2 separate regions of the Homo sapiens genome follow, and region 1 is linked to region 2. Evidence: chromatin loops called from intact Hi-C (ENCODE). Cell type or tissue: adrenal gland. All regions are shown on one strand. Each heading gives the region's core, and the rest is flanking DNA. Links, peaks and the distances in the headings are about the cores only.

The links. Hi-C counts contacts between places; a loop is a spot of excess contacts. Peaks named below come from ENCODE experiments on the same cell type or tissue, not always from the same donor. Only the 100,000 strongest peaks of a DNase experiment are listed, where the experiment ranks them.
Region 1: it touches region 2 in a loop (4-fold over the local background); 68 of 110 quality-filtered maps call a loop at or near these places.

The regions. Positions count from the first base shown.
Region 1 is chr4:174,215,752-174,221,154 of GRCh38, reverse strand. LINC02268 (long intergenic non-protein coding RNA 2268) reads left to right here and starts at 757. Exons shown (of 5, transcript NR_125896.1): 1 at 757-841. In adrenal gland, for the core only: no CTCF peak of the experiment used is centred there; DNase peaks (open chromatin) are centred at 2,764, 3,484 and 4,005; H3K4me3 peaks cover 1,303 bases; H3K27me3 peaks cover 141 bases.
Region 2 is chr4:174,309,432-174,314,834 of GRCh38, reverse strand. It overlaps CEP44 (centrosomal protein 44), which reads right to left. Exons shown (of 12, transcript NM_001040157.3): 8 at 4,779-4,985; 9 at 3,977-4,052. Among named protein-coding and RNA genes, the nearest start is that of CEP44, 28 kb to the right of the region's middle. In adrenal gland, for the core only: no CTCF peak of the experiment used is centred there; no DNase peak of the experiment used is centred there.

The DNA of each region.
Region 1 (5,403 bases), core at 1,933-4,432, 94 kb after region 2:
AACATATATACATATAACAATATACCACTAGTTCATTAAAAGAACTTATTCTTTTTGTTCTCAAATCAAGCTCATTTTAGATTGACAATATCTTAATGCATTTTAGGAATATATTGTCAAGATTAAAATCTTACTTTTTATTAGCTGAAGTTGTATATATTCATTATATAAAACTGACTTATGTTGCATAGAATTAAAACCCTCCCCAGAGTTCATAGTTTTAAACAAATATGCATACATATCCAAATACATATTAAATCCAAAGCAAACAATAACTTTATGTTGACAGTGAAAAATGCAACCTTACATACATAGTCTACAAAACAACTGAAAAATTTTAAATGCCAGATATGAGGAAGCCAAAGAATTTTAACAATGAGAAATATGTTATGAATTAAAATATTCAATCTTGAAAACCTTTAAAAGTGAAAGTTGCACTGTAACTGCTTTCTAAGGTAATTTTTGCCACTTTTAGGAAAAAAGATGTTTACGTAACATTTTTAAAAGTACAATCATTTCTTACATAGCTTTATGATTGAGGATAACATTAGTATGCACATACAACATAACACACAAAAGCAAAGCTTAGAATAACATTTTAATTATGTTTTAGTGTATGTGAAATAATTTGTTTTTCTCAATTATATTCCTGGGTCAAGGCCTAAAACATTTATTTGAACCAGCTATATATCTTATTTTCATAAGGGTCTCAGGAGGCAGTAGTCATATGTTGTTACTTCAGCCCTCCACAAAGGCAATACAGTACAGATCTCTGTACTGTAAACGACAACAAGGACCAGTCACAATTTCAGTTCTTGTTACATTGATAAGACTCCTTCAGGTAAGAGATTAAAACATGCCTTTATTATTATAAGGTTAGTGACCATTTTAATGGAATAAAAAGATTATTCCTGTTGCATTGGAGATAGGAAATTTGGGATGTGAATGTATGAGGTAGGTGTCTTTTCTCTCTTGTGCCTGTATTGTTCAAAAGCTCTTTGACATTAGAAAAAGGTTAGCTCTATAATCTTAATATTAATATTTAGTATAAAATCTATGGAGAACACACATTATACAGGGAGCCAAAAAGTTCAACTCTTTTTTTAATGGAGAGAAGGTAAGTAGGTGATCTTCACAGACTAAGAGGTTTTGCCTTTTAACACCAACAACATAATACTATTTATATTTGCTCTATCATTGTGATTAACCTACCTTCCCCTTCCAAAAAAACACACTTAGCTTACTCACCTAACAGTAATGACATATATCATTTTAAAAACAAAGAATAGTTTCAAAATTAATTTTTTCTACCTAATGTGCGTGACTGATGTTGAAAAGTTAGTGAGGGTTACCCATATATTCACACATGTAAATTGTGGAAATAAGAGAGAGAGAAAAAACTCAACAGATATAATCTGTAAAGCTGTCAAAAGACTTTCAAATAGCGAATTCCTTCAGATCATATATTTCAATAGAAGTTGCTGTTTAAATAGAGGTCTCTCATTTGGTGGGAGGAGCTTTTAAAAGAAAAAATACTTGAAGATAAGTAATATTACCTTTGCCATTTGTTATGAAATAAATATATCATGAGGAGTTATGCTTCATTAAAATGTAATACTTATAGATGACAGTTTCATATGGTCAGATATAAAATGTATATATGTTTTACCAGGAAGATTATACAGTATTTTTAATCTTGATTTTTCATGACTTCTTGCAAATATGCATTTATTGCTTTCCAAACCATGCCTGGGAATGAAGGAGAAAAAATTGTTTTATCCGAAGAGTTAGCTGTTCTTCCTTGGTTCAATCAGGAGTAAGTTCTGATATCATAGAGGGGAATGTATTAAGATAATTCCTAAAATATAACTGTGCTTTTACTGTTTTGCCTATGCTGCCAGAAAGTTAAAAACATTTTGTTTCAAATAACTGTGTATGTTTAAAAGTCAAACCTATTATTTGCTATATTATTTGTCATGTGCTATAATTTGACAGAGGGGCAATATTTCTCCAAAAAGTAAAATTTTATAACCAAAGGCCATCAATTGTACAAACGACTAAGAGAATTAAATTTTATTAAGTTGGAAATGTAATTTATTCATTGTAACTGTTTTAAGAGAAATTAAGTGAGCACTTTGTATGTAGTTATCTTAAATGTTACGTGTATTCTTTTAGAAACTCTTTCTTGTTTTCCTTCTTTTCACCTTCAGTGTCCTGGCACGCGACTAGCACAAATCAAACCTTATCTGTCATAATAAACTATAGCGTTGGAAATTCTAAAGAGACTAAAAATTACTTAACGTCTTTAACATATTTGAAGTAATATTTATGAATAAGGGAGGGCTGTCCATTTTTGAGTTTCGTCGCGCCAATGGTTGAGGGATTTTCTCATTATCATCTCCTGATTCCCAGAGAAGAAAGCCAGCCGCGTGGCCTTAGGACCCCTGGCCACCGGGAGTGGAGGAGCGGAGGGTCTGCCCCAGCTACCCCTGTGGCCACCGCCTCTCCCTCCAGGTGTGTGTGGGGAGGGGGCTGACAGAAGCAGGAGGCGACTTGCTGAAGTAGGGAGGCCAGACTGAATTTTTCCAGGATTCCGGGACCTTATCTCTAGGAAGCACTTAAGGACTTACTATCGCATTCTTTATCTCACTGTCTTCCGACTGCCAGGCTGGGTGCCCAAACTTTGGCGGCTTTTTCACAGTTTCAACGGCAAGGGTGGGAGTGGGGCTCGGGAGCTGGAGAGGAATGGCACGTTACGCCCCGTTCGGTTTCAAGGCCATGATTGCATCGCTCTCTGGAACGAAGATGGCCAGGAATTCGGGCAGGGAGAGGAACCACTCAATGGCAAAGTTGGTAGTAACGTCGTGAATTGTAAAGAGGGATAGCCCTCTCCTGCAGTCTCCAAGCAAAACCTTTTTCGCAACATGGGTGCCTGTCCAGCTTAATTCTTTGCTATCTTTCTTACTCGTGTTTTTGTTAGGGGACCGTTATAAAGTGAATTTTTGAACTGCTGGGTTGAGAAATAAACAGGGAAGGAACTGGGAAGATTCAAATTAGCTTCCACCGACCCTATTAGAGGTCCCTGGGCAGGAACCCCCCTGGCCACAAAATGTCCCGCAGGAGGTCTGCCTGGCGGAGGCGCTGCCTGGCGGAGGCGTGGGCTCAACCGAGTGGGCGCTACCACCGCTGGCTTCGGAGAAGCAGCCTGCGGAGAGCGGTAAACCGCAAGGGAAGCGCTTCAGGATCTGATTGCTTTTTAATAAAAAGATATGTTTGTAACCAGATGGAACCATTCTGGCTCCTTTATCGAGAGCGCAGCTTGGCCGCTTGCCTGGCCCTGGGGCTCTGGCCACAGCCTCTGCTGGGTTCTGGAGGAATTCAGATCTAAAAATAAATGATCGGGGATAATTCTTCCCCGAGGCGAACGGCTCGAACTCCCCTCCTCCACCCGCCACTGTCACAGCAATTCACCTTGAACTCTAAGGCGGATCGTTCCCACCTCCGCTCAAGGGGCCTGGACGCGGCGGTGGCTTTGCAGCCTCCTGCACCCGGAGCTCTGCTGGGCATGCTGCAGCCAGGACCCGCACCAGACTGCTCCAGGCGCCCTTAGGGTCCTGCCGGCTGGGTGGAAGTCAACACACTTTCAGTTAACCGAGGGGATTGAAATTGGATCCAATGAGGGAGGAAAAGCTGAAATCCCTGCTCTCTGGAGCTGTAGAGCACCAGGTGGGGAGACATTGCAGGTCAGAGGATAAGTCCTCTGCATTAACTGCGGCGCAGTTCCCTGTACGTCTAGCAAACTAGGTTTATGGTCTACGTGGGTCACAAGCGCATAAATCATTGTCAGCCCCGACAGTAGGTGCAGAGCTCTCTGCCTCGCTCTGGCCACACCAGCCTTTAGACAGGCTAACTGAGGGGGGGGCTCGGCGCGAAATTTCCCAGCCTAGAATATTTGCCTCGAATCTTTCTGTCCAAGTCTCCGAGACAGCTCCAGAATATGCGCTTGCCCTTTTGATAGACCCGCAAAGGGCGCGGTCTGGCAACCAAGCGCATCTGTTCACTATGGCCTAATGATTGTCCTGCAGTCAAAGAATCCAAGAGGGCATCATCTGATCTTATTTTATGCGTGAGGAAACCTGACGCTATCCAGGTTAAAGTGACATTGCACGAGGTCACACAAAGCTCTGGTAAAACTCCTTGATCCTAGGTTTCTTGATTCTCGCTCTCACACCTGGCCCCATCCATCGTCCTGCCTCAAATATCCACTGTGTTGTAGAGATACCAGGATCTGAGAATGCCTGTAGAGAAGGACTCATTATTTGTTGTCTTTGCAATTTACTAGTACAATTTTCAATATGATAATTTCCAAAGTCCCAGGAATGTACTTCAGATCTTCTTCCTCATTCTACCTCACAATTCACATAGGAGGAACCCCAGTGGCAGCCAGATATCGGGGTTTTAGACACCCAGCTGCTTCAGCCACTGAGCCCTGGGTTACCAGCACTTAAACAAGTCAAGAAAAGGAATTCCTCGCTGAGCCGGGAGGACTGGGAGAGATGGGGGCTCGGACTTAGAGAAACGCTGGAGAGAGACGAGTGGTCAGGCAATCAACTTTCACCTTCTCACAAGCTATTAGTAAAGGGACTGTTTTTTGTCCAGCAAACTCTCCCCTCAGGCATGCAGGGCTTGATGTTATCGTGATTACTTTTCGCTATTCACATTAATTATTTTAAGACAACACACACACACACACACACACACACACCTTCTCACTTAGAGTCAATGCCAACTTGAGCCATTTCAAATCGTTAGTCCTCTTTGTGAATGTGTTTGCATTTTTAAATCTGGGTTAGAAATTTGGCAGTCCCTCAATTATTCCTGAAGTGAAAAGGCCACAAAGTGGTCTCTTCCCTTCTTTTTTTCATTCAACTCTCTCTCTCTCTCTGTCTCTCTTTCTCTCTCTCTGTCCAGGAGTTGAAAAGAGAAACTCCAACCTTCAACTGTCAACTGTTTTCCAAACATCAGATTAATGTTCCCCAGGACTCGGTAGTAACGTGACCTTTCTGTTTTCAGATGTGTTTTTCAACATGTAATCGTTTGTTTGTTATGTCTCTCATATGGAATAAAGAAAGCTGGGGGAAGGAGTGTGGGCTGCCAGAGGCAGGAAAAAAAAAAAAAAAAAAAAGGATGTGGAGGCTGTTTTTGTTCCTTCTTCAAAATGCTCGAATCATTTTATTTTTAGGCAAGTAGTCCCCAAGGGAGGAAAATCTACAATACTCGTCCTGAAAAGAAATCCAAGCACTTGATGAGCAATTATTTAAACATAAACATCCCCAAAACAAAAATCTAATAAATTGATTTTAAAAAACATCTTGCAGGAGAGGAATTTCTGGGATGCAGGTA
Region 2 (5,403 bases), core at 1,150-3,649:
GATTACAGGGTGTAATTCTGAAGACTACCTAAACCCAGATCTTTTAGTAGGAGCTATGGACAAGAGGTTATTTTAAGAAATAATTTGAAATTAGGCAGGAACTATATCTACTATGCACTAAATCTTGGATTTTTTTCTGTGGGTACAGATAGTTGTCCTGAACATTTCGGACATCTTTCCAAAAAGAGGAGGGGGCCCTAGGAAAAGGAAACAGGTCCGGGAAGACAGATAAAGGGTGAAGGAATGGCTCTCTTTGTCTTCCATTTTGGGGTCCAGACTTTGCGGTGTCTAACCTTATTCAAGAGTGTGCCTCATGGTGGGAGAAAGCTGGTATTTGGCAGGCTGGCAGGCTATTCATAGTTATTCCTACAGAGGATTCCAGAGGCTACAGAGTGGACCATTACAGAACACCAGCTATATTTAATAGCCAGATCAGTTAACTGCACATTAATTTCTATATTTTTTCTTATTGCTATCCTGAACCTTTAGTAAAGCCTTACTTGTTTAAACATTAATAGTTTCTTAGCTGTGCTATAGGGGATTGAGAAAAGAATTGGTAACTGAGTTCAGGTTGGAAAGGAAAGGGGAAAGGCAATGGCCACTGACACAAGGACCCTGACACCAGTTGTTATGTACTTCAGTAGTGACTGCTAAGAAGTCTCTGTAAAGAAAGGGACTCTTCTACTTCTAAGATTATGGGGGTATGGGACATGAAATCTTCTACCCAACTCTTACCACGTAACAACTAATCTTTCACTGCCATCTTTGGAGGCTTATCACCTTATTCCACGAAGGGAATCAGTAGGGTCCTTTACCATTTAATAATTTGTAAGCCAATACTTCTAAATCAAGGACCAATGTATGTATCCAACTGATTTCTAGATATTCTGTCTTAAGGATTTCATATATAATTTATTATATTCAAAAGTGAACTCATTATTTCTCCCAAACCTTCTCCTCTTCCTGAATTTTTTATTTTATTAAAGAGTAACAATCACCTACCCAATCACATGAGCCAAACACAAGTAGTCAGTGTTACCTTCCTTACTCTCCTTCACCCTTTTTGTATCTATCAGGATCAAGGCATATCAATTTTAACATCTAAATTTCTCCCAAATAAATCACCTGCTCTTTATCCTCACTATCATTGCCTTAGTAGAGACCCTCATTATTATTCTGAAATAATGACTACTAAAATTCTCTTCAAATTATCCTTGCCTATCTTACTTTCCTAACAAATCACTATTCTGCTTTGATGATAACCTTTGTGAAACACAAACCTAAGAATATTAGCCTTGCTGAAAATCTTCCTACGACTCTGGGATAAACTCCATGACTTGATCTTTCTACTCTTCTGCTACAGCTTCCTTCAGGTGCTCACATGTACCCTTCCTGCTAGTCACACAGGAACAAACCACACTCTTCTGTGGTAGCACACCTTTTTTTTTTTTTTCCTCTGAGGGAAAAAAGGCACAAAACAAAGCGAAACAAACAAGCAAATAAAAAAGGAGCACTAACAGTTGGTGCCCTGTCTGGCAATTAACACCTAAACTACTGTACCCTCTAATGAATATAAATAATTTCATGAAAAAGAACATCACATGAGGTCACTTCATTAGCATAATGAAACAACACACCCAAAACCACCATTCATGTCCGAACATAGACAAAACAAGGGCACCATGTAACCACATAAATGAGCAGATATAGCCCCCCTTGCCTAACATGAGTACTTATTTTATGCTAAAAATTTCATTCTTACCATCAATCATCAAATTGCTCCTGCTCCCTGACAGCACCCGTAGCCCTTGCTTCCTCAAACCCTCTCCAAAATTATCCAACACAAGTCCAATCCCTAAAAGCCTCTGCTAATTCACTCTTACCAAGACATTAAGGTGCCTTACAATTCCCCATGGAACACTGTATTCCTGATAAAGGCAAAACAAATCTGGAACCTCACAAAAACTATTCCTGATTTAATATGATCCTAAACCCAGAGTAGTAAATTATTGCTCTCTGCATTCAAATGAAATCAAACCCTATTTCCAAGTAGCATGTATAAGGTATAATGTGTAAGTCTTTATAAACTTGAGTCTTTTAATTAATCTAGATCAGATCATAAACTCTATGAGACCAGGTATTCAACCTAATCATAATCTGTAATCCATTTCAGATAGAGGCCTGTTAATTACTTTCAGTCCTGGCACAGTTGTTGAAATTTAGCTATGTGAACCCGGACATGTTAACTCACACCTGTAATCCCAGTACTTTGAGAAGCAGAGATGGGAGGATTGCTTGAGCCCAGGAGTTCAAGACCAGCCTGAGCAACATAGCAAGACCTTGTTTTACTAAAAACAGTATGTAAATAAATAAAAAATTATCCAGGTGTGGTGGCACGTACCTGTAGTCCCAGCTACTCAGGAGGCTGAGAAAGGAGGATCACTTTAAGCCAAGGAGTTAACATCTAGGAGACTGCAGTGAGCTATGATTGCACCACTGCACTCCAGCCTGAGCAGCAGAGTAAGACCACACTTATCTCAAAAAAATTAAAAAATTAAAAAAAAAAAACTTAGCCATGTGTTTTCTAAATAGGTTAAAGGTATATTCTATAATCATGTCATTAAAAAAAAATAAGCCTGAGCATGCAAAATCAAACTTGAAAAAGGCAATGTTTTGCAAATCACAAGCATTCAATATTCTTTCAGTGAATAAATATTTAAACTCTACTATATGCAAATACTGGTGATAAAAGCACCGACATACTTTCTGTGTGCTAGACAGGCAGACCATAAGATAAAGTTTTTGCTCTCAAGGATCTTATACTCAAGCATTAACATTTGTTGAATAGATATATGAATGGATAAATAAAACAGGCAACATTTTACCAAATCTGAAATCTGCAGCCTATAATAAATTTAGTTGCCTTAAATAGCATCTCAAATAATTATACTTAACAAGCTAATCACTGAAATTGTTCTTTGTGCAATGATATTGATATGTGCTCCAAATATGCAGCAGTCAAGAAAAAACTTCAGATCAGTTGCCTGGATTCAAATTTGATCTACAATTCAATAACTGTGTGACCTTTGCTGTAGTTACTTAATTTTGCTGTACTTCAGTTTCCTCAACTGTAAAATATAAAAATAGTACTTATCTTGCAATGGTTACTTCAAGAATTAAATGAGTTAATATAGTAGTTAGAATCGTGCCAGGCACACTGTTAGTGCTAGAATATATATTATTTTATTGTTACACATATAGTAGAGCTGAAAGATTTTATAACGTTAACAATCCACAGATATTAAAAATTTAACTTAACGATGAATTCTCAATTGGACAAAACATCTCTTCTATAGCTATGATTTAATCATAGATATGGCACAAAATTTAGATCTTTTAAAAATACATAACAATCAAAACAAAGCTGTCACTGAAAAACAGAAATCTTACCCTTGCTGCTCAGTCACACTAAGCAAAATATCAGTAGCCTAGTAAAGTGACCAGGAAAAGACCTATCCTAATATCAGATCTTTCCCATTTTATCATTATCAGTGAACTATTCACATGGAAGAAGTTTGCAATACTTTATAGATACTGACAAATGTGTTTTCTTCTCTTACATATTATTATTTACATATGAGAAAGCTACTACCTACCTAAGCTTAAATTTAAAAACTTGGAGGCCAACATTAATATCCTAGAGCACTTGATTATTCTCGAATGATTAAAACAGTAAAATATCTCTAAAAATTTTCAATTTTGTACACTGAAATTTATTCACCCACTATGTTATGTGAAATAAGTAGGCTGGTTAGTTAAGCAATTCTTGGCTTTAGTAGTCTGTAGGTTCATTATGTTCTTTGTTCTAGGAGCTTTGCAATTTCTAAACAATAAAGCTTAAGAATATTAAAATTACTATAACAATCATTTTTCTGAAAACTCATCATACCAATTCTCATAGTATTTACAAACTTACGAGGATTCAGAAGGTCCATGTCACTACAAGAAGCGTAGTCTTCACTAACTTCATTAAACTCTATAAATTCATCATTCTGGAATAACACAGTTAAATATTTAGAATGAAATAAAAAGAAAAACCCTCTCATTTTATATTCTTAATGCTGAGCATAAAATATAAAGGTAGCATGATAAATGTTTAAATATTTTTAATTTTTTATTAAAGCAATACATATACTGCATATTCCTACATATAAGAAATGTTTTAAATATGGAAGCAGATAGCAAGCTACTTGACTTCACCTTCTAGGAAGGAAAGACAGACCAGAAATTGAAATCCTGAGTAAAAAAAAACAAATTTCTCAGATTTGATAAGGCAATGGTAAATCTGGTAACTATTCTATGAAATTCACAATATGATTGAAGTAAATGAGTGAAAAAAAGATGGGAAGAGTTACCTATATCTTCTGTATCTTTTCTACCCTATGAAAATAGGTTATTTGTACTATTAAAAGATATAAAATAATTTTAAGCTTTTCATATCTATCATATTCTTACCTCATTTTAAATTCTTCAAGCATTATTAACATCTGTAAAAGCTCAACTGACAAGTTTTTCAGATTATCTTATTCAATGAAGAGAGAAACAACAGCCACAACAACATACAGGCTATATTTAAACAGGACTTCATTCTAACTAGACATTTTCTCATTATTCAAATATTCTCATATTTAGCATTTCCAAAAAAATACACATATAACAATCAAAAAAAAACTTTGTTATATCTGAGATATTTTATAAATGTTAAAGGAGGAAAATACCTTTTTAGACAAAAGCATTTCTGTTTCAAGAAGAGTGACACGACTAAGAAGATTAGTCCAGGTGTTTTCATCTACCATCACTTTTCCTTTCATTTTTTGTTCCAAACAGTCTAACCTTTTCTCTATCGAAGTCAGTTTCTTAAGATTTTCTTGGCATTCAGCAAGCATAGTTTGTAGTGCAGTAATCTCAGGATTAACATTTACATCCTAAAAAGGTTAGAGAGATTAAAAATAAAATTAAACAAACTGAAATTTCTTTAAAATTAATGTATTCTCACTTCCACAGCGTTATCTCAACAGTTAGGAGAGACCGTCCTGCTTGAGAGTTAAGAGAGCTATCTCTGGATGGAGACTACTTGGCCACTTAAACCAGTTCTGAGATTTATGATCTTGATGCCTCCATTTCCTCATTAAAAAAAAAGAGATAAGAGCAGTATCTATTTCATATGATTCTTCTGATAATGAGTTAATTTGCATGATTCTCTTAATACCAGCTAGTAAAATAAAACTATTATTAACTAGCTTCTTGAAACAACGCTTAGCACAAAGCTAAGAGGAAATGACCAAAAACAACACTTAGTGCATTGAGATTGTTCGGTTTGCCATATAACAGGAAGTAGGTCCA